Linked DNA regions of Mus musculus: region 1 is linked to region 2. Evidence: chromatin loops called from intact Hi-C (ENCODE). Cell type or tissue: left cerebral cortex. All regions are shown on one strand.

Region 1 (8,000 bases), 100 kb before region 2:
ATAAGTTGCATCCCATTTTTCTTTATTTTTTATAAACATTTGCATTTTTCTTTGTCTCTCTCTCTCACACACACACACACACACACACACACACACACACACCCCAGAGCAGGAGAGGGGTAGAGCCTGGGAGCACTGGAGCTGAGGTTTAGCATTGGGTTACAGGGCTTATTTCCAAAGTGGGGCCCCTAGACTATTAGCAATGACAGAAAATTGTAGATATTCCAGCCCCAGTTCAGATCTACATATAGTTATTAAAGAGATGGGGCCACAACCAGGTTTTAACGAATGCTTTATGCTCTCGCTTGTTTGTGAATTATTGCAATAGAGAGAATGAAGTCGAGTAGTTGGATGCAAGTATGATGAAATGGGAAGAAGGAGGAGGAGGAGGGAGAGGAGGAGGAGGAAGAGGAGCAGGGGGTCTGTTCCCCATATGATAATAGAGAGAAAGTCAAGAAGTCCTGCCAAGCTGCCAAGAGCACATCTCTAGCAAGACCCACAAGCCTTGCTCCAGTGACAATTTCCCATAGGCAGGCATCAGCTTGCCACAAACATTAAACACAAACCCTGAGCTCAACAGACAAGTGTGTGCTTGCCTCACAGGCACCCTCAAGGGACCTGGGCAACAGGCAGAGGTACCGTTGTTCTTGATTGCTCCAAATACAGCTTTATCTGAAAGCTAGACACTGCTCAAGACAGTTCCCCAAGTTTCCCCATCATGGCTGCCTCAAGAATGAACAAAATTATCTGCAGAAGTCAAAGCAAACAGCTGGAGATGGGTCCAGAGATTGAGATCAGCTTCTCTAGAGTCTCCAAATCACCTGCCTAATGTAGGACCACTTCCTTCTCCTCATTCCAAGTCTTCCTTCTTGTAGCATCTCCCACGAGGTTAAAGACTCTACAGAACACAGTCCAAAGCCCTACAAAACCCAGCAGCTTTTAAGCCATTTATGTATCCACCATCATCTTAACAACTGCTTTTTGGTTCTACTTAAGCAGAAACTGACACTTTTTTTTTTTATTAAAGAATGAATAGATGGGGCTAGAGCGATGTCTCAGTCATCCAGACCACTTGTTGCTTTTACAGAAGACCCAAGTTTGATTCCCAGCATCCACATGGTGGTTCACAACCATCTGTACCTCCAGTCTCTGACTTCCTCTCTTGATTGTCACCTACACCAGACATGAATGTAGTGCACATACATACATGCAGGTGAAACATTTAAACACATGAAATAAAATTCTAAAAAATTAAAACTTCATTTGTATATTCTGAGAAATATAACTATACTTGCAAATAGTTTGAAGAGCTACAAAGTCCAGGGCTAACACTGTTTTAAATTTTCATTTTTGTGCATATATGTGGTGTGTGTGTGTGTGTGTGTGTGTGTGTGTGTGGTGTATGTGCATTGGTGGTTTAGATGTGTGTGCATGCAGGAGTCAGAGGAAGAAACTGAGTGTCTGCCTCGATTGCTTTTTTTTTTCTTATGACAGAATTTCTCACTCTAGGGTCTCTGCTCTTCAACATTGGGCTGACAGATTTCTATGCGGGTGCTGGGAATTGCACTTCAGTTCTTTTGATTTCACAGCAAGCTCTTACCAGCTGAGGCCCCAGGGCCACTGTTTTATGAGCAAGGTCTAGCAATTCTCCTAGGAACTGTTGAACATTGGGATGCAGCAGACAGGGCCACCCCCACTGGCGTGTTTCTGACTCCCCCCGAGCTGTGTGCTCAGGTACTATTATCCTTCCCTTATGCACTTGAACTGAGCCTCAGACACACTAAGGAAGAAGCCCAGAGTCGAACACTGAATTTAAACTCTCAATCTAAGGGAACTCTAAATCCAGCCTCTTGGTGGAAGAGCTGTTAATCCAGGAGACCAGCTTCAGGGTGGGAGTGGGGTCATTTGTCTTCCCCAGCTGGTGTGCATGCTGTGACAGGTATTTGGATCATTTCAGCTGCTGAAATGTCTCTTTTCCTTCCAAATGTGGCAGAGAGATTGTCTTCCATATATGTCATACACATTCCTGTTACATACAGTAAAACACGCCAGCTCTTCAAACAGCCTGAATAATGCAAACAGCACACACAGTGGTGTTCTCAAGAACAGATGTGAACTCGTTAAGAGACTTCGTAGAAAAGCAGCAGCAACTGGTGTTATTGAAGCACATGTAAGAATCGCTGTCTTCTAACAAAAATTCTCCTTCAACACTTTTTATTGGAGTGGACCCCTCTTACAAAGATGCCGAGATGGTTTACTGTTGCTCTTCAAGCACATGGAATGTTATACCAAAGGGAAAAGTCAACTCTTCTTTGTCTCGGAACACAAATAAGTAGAAGTGAGCTTGCTGTAAGAAGGCCCACAATAAGCCTGCTTGATAACTAGGAACGAGTTGCCTCTCCTTAAAGGGGACTGGGAAGAGGAACATGAACCCACTGTGGTTCTAAACTTAGGCTGCAGAGCTAGTTTCTGCTTCCAAACCTCATTTCCTCCTCTAAGGATGATATATTTCTCCAGGTCACAGGGAGAGAAAAAAAATGAGTTACTCATTTACTTTGTAAACAAGGACACCGAGGTGCACACTAGCTAAGGAATTTCTCCACAGTCCTAGAATAAGTGAAGGGACCGGAAATGTAGCCCAGACCTGCTGAATACCAACTGGTCTTCCTACATCCTTGGAAAGTCCCTTCTAATCCACATGCTAGTAGTGAAGAAATTGAAGCATGCTTGAGATAAATGGCCTTGTGAATTCATACCATTGGTATGTGACTGAAAGTCACTGTGTGAGACGTTTAAGAAGCTGTACTTTTAAAATGCCTTGACTTTGCTTACAAATGATCACAATGTCACCTGACAGAGATGTCGGGGCTTTGGGGGATGAGATTCTGCTCTTCTTGCCTATGTGCACATTGAAAGCAGCATATACACATGTATGCATGCATATGTGTGTGTGCATATGTATGTGTGTGTGCAGATGCTATTATGCTATGGTGCCCTTGGAAGTCAGGGGACAATCCTTAGGAGCCAGTTCTCTCCTGCCACCTTGTGGGATCCAGGGTCAAATTCAAACCATCAGGCCTGCAAGCAGTCTTTTGGACTCTTCTTTCTATATTAGCTTGATGCAAAATGAACAGAGCTAGTCCCATAAGCTCAGATACTGCCTATGTTGTGACTATGAACTTTATGCCTGGACAGTAGCATTTGTGGTGGTAGGTCAGGCTCAAGAGAGTCCTTTATGGTTTTCGGGTAGCAAGTCAGAGTCAGACTTTGCCCACACATGAACAGCCAGGCAAGTGAGAAGCCCTTGAATGGAAATGGAAAACCTTGAATGGAAAAAGCCCAGTTGCTTAAAAACAAAATCTTTTCAAGGAGTCTTGAGGAAGCACTAACAAGTGCATAGGGCACTCATTAGTCAATAAATTAGCTAATAAATTCTTCAGTGACTACCCAGATATATGAATATTTTTTTACAAGGCATAGAATGTGTAAGGAATTTTAATCCAATTTTAAACCTTTCCACCACCAGCTACTGCACCAAAACCGGCTGGCCTCAGAAGATGAATAGCCCCTGACTTAGCAAAGAGAGAAGGCGACCCCACACCCTGCAACACACCATCGCTCTTTTAAATTCCTGGGCGGACTTCACTTTCGGCCACAGCTGATGAATGAGCTTGGTTAAAAGGCTTGGGACAGGAGATAAAATGACCCTTAAGGTTTTTTTTTTTTTCCTTCTGCCACACCCACTTCTCCTTAGGCAATCAATAAAATCCCACTTCCAAAAGAATGTATCTTAGCCTTTCCTAGATGCCCTGTGCTAGCAAGTATTTAGACCTTCAAAAGTTCTGTTAGTTGATTTCAGATTGGTTACTTAAGAGGCTACAACATCTGGAAGCAGAGTTAGTTAGTGAATGATGGAGGTACAATCAGCTTAAGAGCACCTAAGTCTTCCTGCCTAGGCTGGTGAAGGACAGAATTCCCCAGCGTTTTTCTTCACATGGTATTTGGGAGGTAACAGCGACACTTTGCCACAACTGGAGTCTTCCTCATCTAATTAGCCTCTTACAGCATTATATCGCAGGACTTCTCACAGGCACCCCTCCTAGCCCCACCTTGGGTCTGTGACTGCGGGGGGGGGGGGGGGGACTTACAGTTATCCAGACAAAGGGTTAACGCCGCAGCCTTCCCTGCTCTAGCGCTGTGAACATTCACCACTACTTTCCCCTCTGCAGTCAGCCCTATACTCCAGCTTCTACAAAGCCACCAGCACTTGCAGAAGCATTGTTTCCTCCTGTCCGCTTTAAACTTGCAGTTCATGAGCTTATACAGCTCAAGAGTCTAAACTTACCCCCTCATGGCTTTGCCTAGAATCTGCTCTCACTTTTCCTGTCCTGGAATGCCGAGGGCACGGTGGGGGGGGATCTGTAATCTTACTGCTTCCTCATTGGTGAAGTTAGACGCATCCTGGCTAGCTGCATTACTGCACATGTCTCTGATAACCTTGCTTTTCCTTCACCTCAAACTTCTGCAAGTAACACCCTATCTGCTGACCCTAAAATTCTCTAGCCGTTCATAAAAGCATTCGCAAGTCGCCTTGGGAACAATCCTAAGAGTTGGGTGCAAGTGAGAGGGGAAGGTTGGGGAACTCACCTGCAGAGCGGCAAGGATCAGACACAGGACTGGGCTGCCTGCAAACTTCCCAGGGGCTCTCTGCAGCCCAGTGTCTTGGCCTTAAAGGGGCAGGGCACTTTTCACCATATAAGGAAGGCAGTTTTGCTTGTCTGCTGCTTGGGCAGAGCAGCTGGTCTCTTGGCCTTTGAGGAGGCTTCTGGGGTCATCTGGAGCCTGTCAGTTCCTGAGGCAGGTTAATTGAACCTTGATAAGACACAAGAATAGCGCTTGGCTGAGCATTTTAAAGGCCAGGAACTGGGGCTTATCTTCTTACAAGGGAACTTTCTGGCAACCTGGAAGTTTTCCTGAATGCCAGGAATGTGTTTCTGCTTCTAGATTTCTGGAAATGATTGGCCCTACTCTCCTCCACCAGGAATCAGACAGACAGCCTTCCCCCTGACAAGCAGGCCCAGGCGCTGGAGAGTGCTGAGGCTTGGGACTTTTGTTTACAGCTTATTACTTCTGCACCAGAGGCAGGAGAGGAAGGCAGAGTGAGGTCCAACCACTTTAGGATCAGCGCATGAAAGACACCAGTGGTAGAGAGAAAGGCTGGAAGCCCCAGGTAAGAAAACAAAGCATGTGCCAAAAACAAACAAACAAATAAACACAAAAAAAACCCAACCTTCCCCAAACCCATCAAAAGCAAAAACAAAACAAAAAAAAAACCCAAAACCAACTAACCAACCAACTAAACAAAAACCCAACAACCACCAAAAAAAAAAAAAAAAAAAAAAAAAACCCAAGAGGAATGAAAATGACCCACAAAAGGGACAGAAGCCCTTTCGTGGCATTCAGAATGCCCCTCAAGGTTCTGGACCTGGAACCACTGAGCCTTGGATCCATTTCCAGTTCTAGCATCTCCACTGTTAGAAATGCTTTTCTTCTTCTCCGGTAATAAACCAACTGTGTACGTGTCTGTGCCTAATTTCTACTTCTGGGGCGTAAGAACCTAGAAATCCCACCGAGTACCCACCAACCCCCACAACTACCATAACACATCCTAAAAGTGAATAGTATTTATCTTCCACAACCCCCCCCCCAACAGATAGTTGCACACTGTCCTCCACCAGGGCTGTCAATCACTGCTTCAGCAGCCAGGACCCTGGAGTGTCCCCTCTTGGACTTAGCCTCCAGCTGAAGCTGGCAGCTGCCTTCACCTACCAACAGCGTTGGGGGAATGTGTTTCAGCAAGAGAAAACATTTCCTGCTGCTGATATTTAAATGCAAAGCTGTCCTGTTCGTTTGGGGGTGGATTAAAAGCAATTATAAAAGGCTGGATTCTAAGAAGCAAGTGCAGTTTAATTTAGTCATCACTTGGGTGGTAACATGCTTCTTTTTTTGCAGCCAACTGGCTACGGTCCTTTGAAAATGCTTTTAAGTCTGCCAGGTAGCTCCAGCCAGCACCCACTCTGCACTGCTTAGCTAACTCTTGATGCTGCCTACACTGGTGATCCGGGATTCTCTAAGAACGTAGTTTGCACCTGGTTATATAGTCTCCTGTTACCTTCTTACATGGATTTGTGTTTGTGTGTTTAAGGACAAAGAACACTTTGTTTTCCTCTCTACTCCAGTTACACGTAGCATGGAAGGCATAAGACTGACTTGCAAAACCCTTGTCAAACTAATTCAACCGAGTAGAAACCGGGGTTTCTGTTGGGTGTCCATAGAGTTAGGTGGATAAAGTGGATCTTTGCCAAATTATTGTGGTTGTTGACAAATAGACATGGGTTTCTTTGCTTCATTGTCTCTTTGAGCTCAACTTGGGTTTCTTTTCCATACCATTAAGTTTTCTTCAAGGGTGGAGATCAAAGAGAGTACTTTTTAAAGGTTTCATTCTGCTACCTCTTGGATCCAAGAATATGATCTCAAGGAAATAACTAATCAGAGGCAACACACGGTATGAGGGTGTTCCTTATATTGCCGTTTGTGATGAGGAAAATAAAAAATGACTTAGACTCCAAGGTCATCGTGTAATAACACCTCTCATTTGATGTTTGCTCATTATGTGTCACTCATTACTCCAGGGCCTTCCTAGGGATAGCTCAACCCCTCAGGACAAGCCTCTGAGATGTAATGGCCACCATTTCACTCCCTAGGCCATAAAACGGAGGCAGGAAGATTCAGAAACTGATATTTGGATTGAGGTTTTGTCTTAGTTATGCTTTCTGTTGCTGCAACAAACCACCATGACCAAAGCACACTGGGAAGGGAAAGAACACTTCCACACCATCGTCCATCACTGAAGAAAGTCAGGACAGGAAGTGAAACAGGACAGAACATTGGAGGCCATAGAAGAGTGCTGCTTACTGGCTTGCTCTCTATGGCGTGCTCAGCCTAGGGGTGGCCCTACCCACAAGGGCCTGGGCCCTCCACCACTGATCACTAGTTTAGAAGATGCTTATAGGCTTGCCTACATCTTGATATTGTGGAGGCTTCTTCCTCAGTGGAGGTTTCCTCCTCTTAGATGACCACAGTTGGTGTCAAGTTGACTACAAGTTGACATAAATCTAGCCAAGTATAGGTATATTCTTTCTGTATCGAACATCATAATAGGCACTGGAGATTGACAGATTTCTAATCAGGAAGCACTCTGCCTTCATACAGTGGTTAAAAGTAGCAAGTATACTAGGCATGGTGATCAAGTATCCTAGCATGCTAAAGACTGCGACTGGAAGACAGAATGAATTTGAAGCCAACCTCTGCTATATAGTGAGGCCATCTCAAGAAAACACAAGACAAAAGAAGAACAACCCTCATGACCTAGGAGATAATGCAGTTGGGAGAGTGCTTACCAGGTAAGCATAGCTCCCTGAGTTTAACTTCTTAGCATCTGTGGAAAAAACCGGGATGGTGCTGGAGAGATGATTAGTAGTTAAGATCACTTACCATTCTTGTAGTGGACCCAAGATTTTTTCCCAGCAGCCACCTGGTGGCTCATTACCATCAGTAACTCCAATTACAGGGAATCTAACACCCTCTTCCAATCTTCAAGGACACTAGGCACACATGAGGTGCACATACATACATGCAGGCAAAACATTCACACACACACACACACACACACACACACATCCTGGCACAGTAGCATGTCAGCAATTTCATCGCTGGGGAAGTGATACACTTTTCCAAATATCAATTAAAGTGGATTTTTGTTTGTTTGTTTGTTTGTATTTGAGAGAAGGTCTCTCTATGTAGCCTTGTTATGTAAACCAGACTGGTCTTGAGTTGACAGAGATCTGCCTGCCTCTGCCTCCCTAGAACTAGGATCAAAGGCTGCTCTACAGAGAGAGTTCTAGAATAGGTGGAGCTATACAGAGAATCTCTGTCTCAGA
Region 2 (8,000 bases):
CCTCACTCTGATGGCTCTAGTTTATGTCAAGTTAGCTAGCACAATTACTCCATTTTCACATTCTGGATATACAGGAGTTTGACATCATTTTTATATGAATTTTTTATATAAATTTTATGTAAAATTGACATCAAATTTATATTTGAATGAACAGAAAGCCGAACCATGACTGTTTCGTATAAACCCTGGTGTTTCATGCTTCTAGGTCTTTGCACATCCCTCTGTCTGTCAGGATCTTTCCTGCTCCTCCCATCTGCCTGTTTTCCTGCTTACTCTTTGAACCCCAGCTTTCATCTTTTAAATAAAAAAATCAAGTTAGTTCACAAAGTAATGGGTTTCACGATATCATTTTCATACACATGTGTCATTATGCTCTGTTCTAATTCATCCCCCTTTCCACTGACCTCCATTTCTTGAATTATATACTATTCTTATCTAAAGAGTATGTGTGTGTGTGTGTGTGTGTGTGTGTGTGTGTGTGTGTGTGTGTGTGTCTGCCTGTGTGCATCTATGCCTATGCAGAAGCCAGAAGAGAGCACCAGGTGTCCTGTCCTATCATTCTCTGCTCTCCCTTTGAGTCATGGTCTCTCTCTGACCCTCTCTGTTTCGTCCTAGGACAGATGCCAGCAAACCACAGTGATCATTCAGTCTCCAGTTGCTTTGGAGCTAAGTTTACAGGCAGGAGTGGGGTGCCTGGCTTCTTAAGCAGCTGCTGGGATAGATCTGAACTTTCTTCCTTATGGCTATACAGCAAGCAACCTTAACTGCCTGCAGATCCCTCTCTTCAGTCCCCCCTTCTTGAATTTTAAGGCAGAGTTGGTACCTCTCTTTTCCTTCCACTACTTCCCCATTGTTTTACAAATGTTATTTATTTTCTTCAATGCTGAGTGCATGTTGTATTGATTTTTAAAACATCTTGAATGTCCAGTGAATTAAATGTGAGAAATTGCTTAAATAATACCTGACCTGGCTGTAAACACAAACAAATCCCAGTTCTCCCCTTAGGACCCAGAGCTCAGGGAATAAACACAGCGATAAACAACCCACCACTTTACAAGGCTTGTGGTCCATATGGGCCTACACTTTCTTGTTTTGGCTTTGCCACAGTCTTGGCAAAGGAGGTAGAATAGCCCCAAGGGATAGATGCCTAGGACCAGGGAAGGATATGGCCAGCCTAAGATTATGCATGCAATAAAACATTTTCATTCTAGAAACTACAATTCATTGTTGATCTGTAAGCAACAGGCCTGCTAAGAAGCATGGTCCCCCCTTTAAGCAAGTGACCAGACTCAGAGACTTTGGAGTAATAAATTATTAAGTCAGAAGTTCAAAGGAAAGCTCAAAGGCTTTGTCCAAATGGGATAGTGTAGACAAACCTCTGAAATAAGCAAACAGAGATTTACCTAGAGAAAGAAACCCAGCACAGCATGGCAGCATGCTGGAGTTGCCCCCAGGAACCCTTCCTTTCCTGACAGCCTTGGCCCTCAAGTTCTCTAAGGGTTTAGAGACCTCTCAGCATGTTTCCATGATGTTTTAATGGATTAAAGAGATTTCTTTTATAGTCTGGAGCATTTAAGTATTTGGCCTCCAGTAGGTGGTATTTGGGGGTGGCCCAAGAGGTGTGGCCTTCAAAGAGGATGTATGTCATTGGCCACAAGCTTTAACTTTGCTTCTCTCTGTTCAAGATGTGAGCTCTCAGCTATCTGCTCCAGATTGCTTACTGCCAAGTTCCTCTACTATGAAAGAGTCTCATCTATAAATTGCCTTGGTGTTTTATTGAACCAATAGAAAAGTAGCTAATATAGCCATATTGCCAGATGATGATTTCTTACTGTTTTGTATGCTTGGAGAAACTGTCTATAAGAGTCTCATTTCAAAACCACATAATTTGTCTCATGCCAGTGCTTTTAAAGTCAGCTCAAAATGTTCTGGGCTGTGCAGAGAGATGCATTTTTATCATGCTCACTGTGAGTTAGGTTTTCACTTACAGGTGACATAACACACTTCAGTGTATGGATCTGGCTTGTATGCTACACGAATCCAAGTGCAAATCCTGGCTTAGCTAACATTAAAGAGTTGTTTGTTGGTGGACAATTACTTTGCATCTGTGAGCCTTCAATTTGTCCTTCTGTCAAAAGGGGTTATGATAATATTATTCTTACAGAGTTCTGGTTGAATGAAGCCCTGTGCCTAGACAGATGCCTGACAGATAGTAAAGCAAGGTAATGCTGCTTTTTCATCTTTTGCCTAACACACCTTTGTGTGTAATATATTTCTCCCATCATGCAATTGAGTGTAAGAAAGATTTAAATTTATCTTCTGGAATAAGTCCGACCCTGTGGTCTGTAATTTCACTAGTAACTACCTAACTTCTATTGTCAGATGGCAGCTGCCTGGCAGAGCTGTCTTCCCTGAAGACACATGCTAATATCAGGGTATGTACTAAAGGATGCCAGGAAAGCAACATGGAGAGTGGCTCTTCAGGAATTACTCTAGGGAAGACACAATATCACAGCTGGTAGGTTACCAGTGTGAGGAAGAGATTCCTTGCAACTGAGTGGTTCTCTGGGTGAAAATGACTCTTACTAGGCATAGTTTCTAGCTCAGGCAAGTTTTTTTTTTTCTTTTCTTTTTCTAAACATTGATGGTGAAAGGATTTAAGCCCTTGAGTCTGTTGCACTATATAATGGTCTTTTCATGCCCAGGAGAGCCATGGTAAATGTCTGATTAGGCACCCCAAGAATCAGTTGCCAAATAAGACAGAGGCCCAAAGATAACATGGTCCACAAGTGAATGTAAATGTGTGCTCAACAAACCTCATTCCCCAAGGAAACAAGTTTTTCCTTTTTGTTGTTATCAAGACCAGAAAAAAAAGAGCTGAGCTCTGGAGTGGGGATCCCTTTAGCATCAGTTTTAAAAGGTATCATAGGTGTGTGTGTGTGTGTGTGTGTGTGTGTGTGTGTGTGTGAATGGGAGAGAGAGAGAGAGAGAGAGAGAGAGAGAGAGAGAGAGAGAGAGAGAGTCAAAGACAAAGAGAGCCTATATGGTATTTTTATTTAATCTTCCTGAAGGTAAACTATTCACCAGGGAGAGGTTTCAGCAATAGTCCTTTCCCATGCATCTGCTGTCCCATTTTGTCAGCTTGTTTCTTCTCTGTCCTTTACATCTACAGAGAAGTACAGTCAGCCCTCTTACTAAAGTCCCAAGACAGAAGGGAGGGAGCAGTACAGAAAGGGAAGCTGTGAAGCTTGAGGGTGGAGAATGAGTCTATTCTGGGGTGGGTGGGTGGGGATAAGTTGGGAGTTGAGAAGAAAAGCTTTGGAGTAGGTGTACTTTCAGGGCATCTAGGGAGCTTTGCCACAAACCCAAGCCCTGAAGCAAGGGTAAGTGCTGTAGGTGAAAGAAGTGTAGGTAGGTGTTGTGGTTTACACTGTTTTGCTCAAAGGCTCTTTTAGGCTTAGGATGGTGAACTTCTTGGTGATCATTCTTATTCATGTAGCTCAAGGTCCAGACTGTGCTATATTATTTGTAGCTGGTCCTTTGATCTGTAGGTTTATCTCTCTGCCTTGTGTGTGGCTTTGGGTATCAGATTCTAAAGAAGTGAGTCCACAACTCATACATTTGGGGTGTAACGCATACTTCCGTGTCCAGCTGGTACTTTCCTTTCAGCTGACTTGCTTCCTGTTGTCTGTGTGGTTCCTGTGTCCCTCCAGTCCTGGGATCTGTTTCGGACACAGGTCACCTGGAGAGTCTGTTCTATGTTCTTAAATTCACAGTTCATATTATATATCTTGAAAGCTAACAAAAATCACCAATTGCTCTAGGGAAAGTCACGAGAGAAGCCAATATTTTTAAAAGTTCAGAATAGCGTGATGACTACTTAGAAAGGCCAAACACGAGATGATTGGAGGATGGCCGTGCAGTCGCAGGTCACTTGATTCTACCTAGGGGACAGCTAATTAGTCTTAAAACCACTCATCTTACTTTTTTTTTTAGATTTATTTATTTATTTTATGTATATAAGTACACTGTTGCTGTCTTCAAACACAGCAGAAGAGGGCATTAGATCTTATTACATATGGTTGTGAGCCACCATGGAGTTACTGTGAATTGAACTTAGGACCTCTGGAAGATCAGTCAGTGCTTTTAACCGCTGAGCCATCTCTCTAGCCCCTCATTCTTACTTGTAATATGAGACTATGAGAGGGTTCCTGGGAGAACTGAATGGAAGATACATGTTTAATGCTAAGCACAATGCCCCAGTTGGTAAGTTTGGTAGTTTGAAAAAGAATGGCTTCAATAGTCTCACATGTGACACACGCGCACACACACACACACACACACCACACACACACACACACACACATATATATATATACACACACATATATATATATATATATATATATATACACACACACATATATATATATATACATATATATATATATAGTACTTGGTTACTGTGTAGTCAAGTTCTTTGGTAAGATTAGGAGGCATGGCCTTGTTAAAGGAAGCGTGGTGGTGGTGGGCTGTAAGGTTGAAAAAAAACCAAGCTAAGACCAGTGTAATTTTTCCCAGTCCCCAACCTGTGGAGCTGTAAGCAAGCCCCTAATTAAATGCTTTCTATGATAAGAGTTGCCTTGGTCATGGTATCTCTTCACAGCTATTGAACAGTGACTAAGACAGTAAGTAATAACTATAGTATTACAACTCTTCCTTAGGATATAGCACTAAACATATTTGATAAGATGCCTTGGACATATGAGAAGCAACAGTAGCCATTGGTTCTTTGACTAGTTTTGCATGGATCTGGAAACATTAACCTTCTATCTCATAGAAAGAGCCTGACCTTCCTGAAATGTCAGGGTTAGCAGAAGGAAGGCCTTTGTTGTTGACTCAGCACTGCCAAACTGTCCTATACCCGTGTGACAGAGAATTGTGGGAGAGAACAAAGATTCTTTTGATATCAAGGCAGATTCTACAAACATGCCCAGTAGATTTTTTGGAGTGGTACATACTATAGTTTTACTGCAGGTTCATTTTGCTCCAAATCTCCCAGTTTTACACAGCTTTCAGATGGGCATATATACTTCCCACTAAACCTAAGATCAAGACAGTTACCATAAAAAGAGGGAAAACATAGGCATTTGTTTCACATTATGCCATTCCTTATAACGCTAAGTAAATACTTAAATTAAAGAGGTATATATATATATATATATATATATATATATATATATATACATGTTCTCTTCTCCAGTAAAGATATTTTCCATTTGTTTGAATTTTTGATATCTTGACTATGAGAGATCAGGTTTCTCTCTGGTCATGTCTATGTGCAAGTTCCTAAATGTCTTTTTTTTTTTGAAAATTTTATTAGATATTGTCTTTATTTATATTTCAAATGTTATCCCCTTTCCTAGTTACCCCTCCAAAAGCCCCCTATCCCATACCCCTCCCCCTGCTTCTATGAGGATGTTTCCCTACCCACCCACTCCCACTCCCCTGTCCTAGCATTTCCCTACACTGGGGCATTGAGCCTTCATTGACCAAGGGCCTCTCCTCCCATTGATATCCCACAAGGCCATCCTCTGCTACGTATGTGGCTGGAGCCATGGGTCCCTCCATGTGTACTCTTTGGTTGGTGTTTTAGTCCCTGGAAGCTCTGGGGGTCTGGTTGGTTCATATTGTGTTCCTCCTATGGGGCTGCAAACCCCTTCAGCTCCTTCAGTCCTTTCTCTAGCTCCTCCATTGGCAACCCCATGCTCAGTATAATGCTTGGCTGTGAGCATCCACTTCTGTATTTGTCAGGCACTGGCAGAGCTTCTCAGAAGACAGCCATATCAGGCTCCTGTCAGCAAGCACTTCTTGGCATCCACAGTAGTGTCTGGGTTTGATAACTGTATATGGGATGGATCCCCAGGTGGGGCAGTCTCTGGATGGCCTTTCCTTCAGTTTCTGCTCCACATTTTGTCTCTGTATCCCCTCTCGTGGGTATTTTGTTCGCCCTTCCTAGAAGGATGGAAGTGTCCACACTTTGGTCTTCTTTCTTTTTGAGTTTCATGTGGTCTGTGAATTGTATCTTTGGTATTCTGAACTTTTGGGCTAATATCCACTTATCAGTGAGTGCATACCATGTGAGTTCTTTAGTGATTAGGTTACCTTACTCAGGATAATATTTTTAAGTTCCATCTATTTACCTAAGAATTTCATGAAGTCATTGTTTTTAATAACTGAGTAGTATTCCATTGTGTAAACGTACCACATTTTCTGTATCCATCCTAAATGCCTCTTGTGTTTGGAATCCAATTTTTTTATGTATAGCTGAGATGTTTTCTACTATAGTTTCATTTAGGAGTTTCCTTTTAGGTTTTGCCCCTAAGTATATATCTTTTTTTAATACAATTTTTATTTTTACATTTTACAAAAATTACCGTGTCATGAATATTTACAGAGGTTGTTACAGGGTAGAAGGGACTTGCAGGAGGGACAGAAGATGGTCTGGGTCTGTGACTGGATGAAATACAGTAAGATCAAGCAACAACAGACTCTTCTCCTAAGAGAAAGAGCTGCAGACAACAGAGAAGGACTGGGGTGGGGATCTCTCTACAAGGAAGCTGCTCAGGTCACCACCCAGGCAGGCCATGCTGCTGGCCAGTATGGTCAAGGGTATCTGCTGGAGAAGCTTTTTCATGGTTAAGAGTCAGAGAGTATAGGCCTGGGCACAACAATCAGAGCCTGGATAAGGCAGTGTGCAGGGAGGAGAGAGGGACAGACCATGGAGACAGAAGTGTGGCATGGGAGCCTGCAACTGGGACTGGAAGACACTCATCAAATAAGGCATTCTCCTTCTCCTGCCTGTGCCTGGGTGAGCTTCATGGGGTTTGCAGTGAAACCTGCTGCCCTGACCTGATGGTGCAAAAGGGCTAAACACAGGTATAGACAAGCTTCCATGCCTTCTCAGAGTCAGAGAAATCCCAGGACCTTCCTGTGCACACAAGTGTAATACAGGAATATCTCTTTCTGCACCAATCAAAAGACAGACACTAACTGACCAGATTAACACCAACGCCCCTAATGATCATGCCACCATGGAACCCATGCGTACATCTTACCATGCTCGTCATTATTGTAGCTCATGAGTTCACAATTGAGTAACACTGCTGATGCCCTTTCCTTTAACAGCCTGCATAGCACCTCCCAGTGGGGTAAAAGCTAGCCAGTAAGGAGGAAACGTCCTGGTCAGTGCTGGCTTGATTGCTCCATGTCCTGTGTGGTGGTTTGAATAGGAATGACTCCTAAAGGCTCCTATATTTGAAAGCTTGGTCATTAGGGAGTGGCAATACTTTACAGGGGCTAGGAGGTGTGTCCTTACTGGAATAGGCGTGGCCTCACTGGAGGAAGTGTGTTACTGAGAGTGGGCTTTGGGTTTTCAAATGTTCAAGTGTCTCTGTCTTCCTGCTGCCTGCTGGTCTGGATGCTGAAGTCACAGCTATCTCTCCAGCACAGTGTCTGCCTATGTGTCACCATGCTTCCCACCGTGATGACAATGAAATAAACCTCTGAAACTGTAAGGCAACCCCAATTAAATGTTTTCCTTTTAAGAGTTTTTGTGGTCATAGTGTTTCATCACAGCAATAGTAACCATAACTAAGATTTCCCATGACCGAAGTGTGTGGTATCTTCAGCAGTACTTATCATTAAGTTCTGGTGGGCAATGCGTTGCAATGTTAGTAACCTGCATTGCTTTGAGCATCTTTGGGATACCTGTGACCAAACCCTGAAGGGAGGCATTTCAGGGTTTTATTTGGCACTGGGATGTTTATTTGGCAATTTATTGCTTCTGGGATGAGTGTTAAATCCAATTTCATATGGAAAGGATTATAACATGTAAAACAATAAATCCCTATATTGCTGTTTCTAACATCTTTAGATTTAGTTACCCCTTTTCTTATTCCCTTCTGAAATTCCGTCCAAGGCCCCTCTCCACTTAAACG

What was found. A loop is a pair of places that touch in the nucleus more often than their neighbours do. Peaks named below come from ENCODE experiments on the same cell type or tissue, not always from the same donor. Only the 100,000 strongest peaks of a DNase experiment are listed, where the experiment ranks them.
Region 1: it touches region 2 in a loop (2.5-fold over the local background); 2 of 42 quality-filtered maps call a loop at or near these places.

The regions. Positions count from the first base shown.
Region 1 is chr3:68,464,877-68,472,876 of GRCm38, reverse strand. The region is part of intron 4 of Iqschfp (Iqcj and Schip1 fusion protein); the gene reads right to left. The region is part of intron 1 of Schip1 (schwannomin interacting protein 1); the gene reads right to left. Among named protein-coding and RNA genes, the nearest start is that of Gm22073, 79 kb to the left of the region's middle. In left cerebral cortex, a CTCF peak has its summit at 3,054 (motif pointing left); a DNase peak (open chromatin) is centred at 6,009.
Region 2 is chr3:68,363,474-68,371,473 of GRCm38, reverse strand. All of the region lies in intron 4 of Iqschfp (Iqcj and Schip1 fusion protein), which reads right to left. The region is part of intron 1 of Schip1 (schwannomin interacting protein 1); the gene reads right to left. Among named protein-coding and RNA genes, the nearest start is that of Gm22073, 180 kb to the left of the region's middle. In left cerebral cortex, no CTCF peak of the experiment used is centred here; DNase peaks (open chromatin) are centred at 1,931 and 3,255.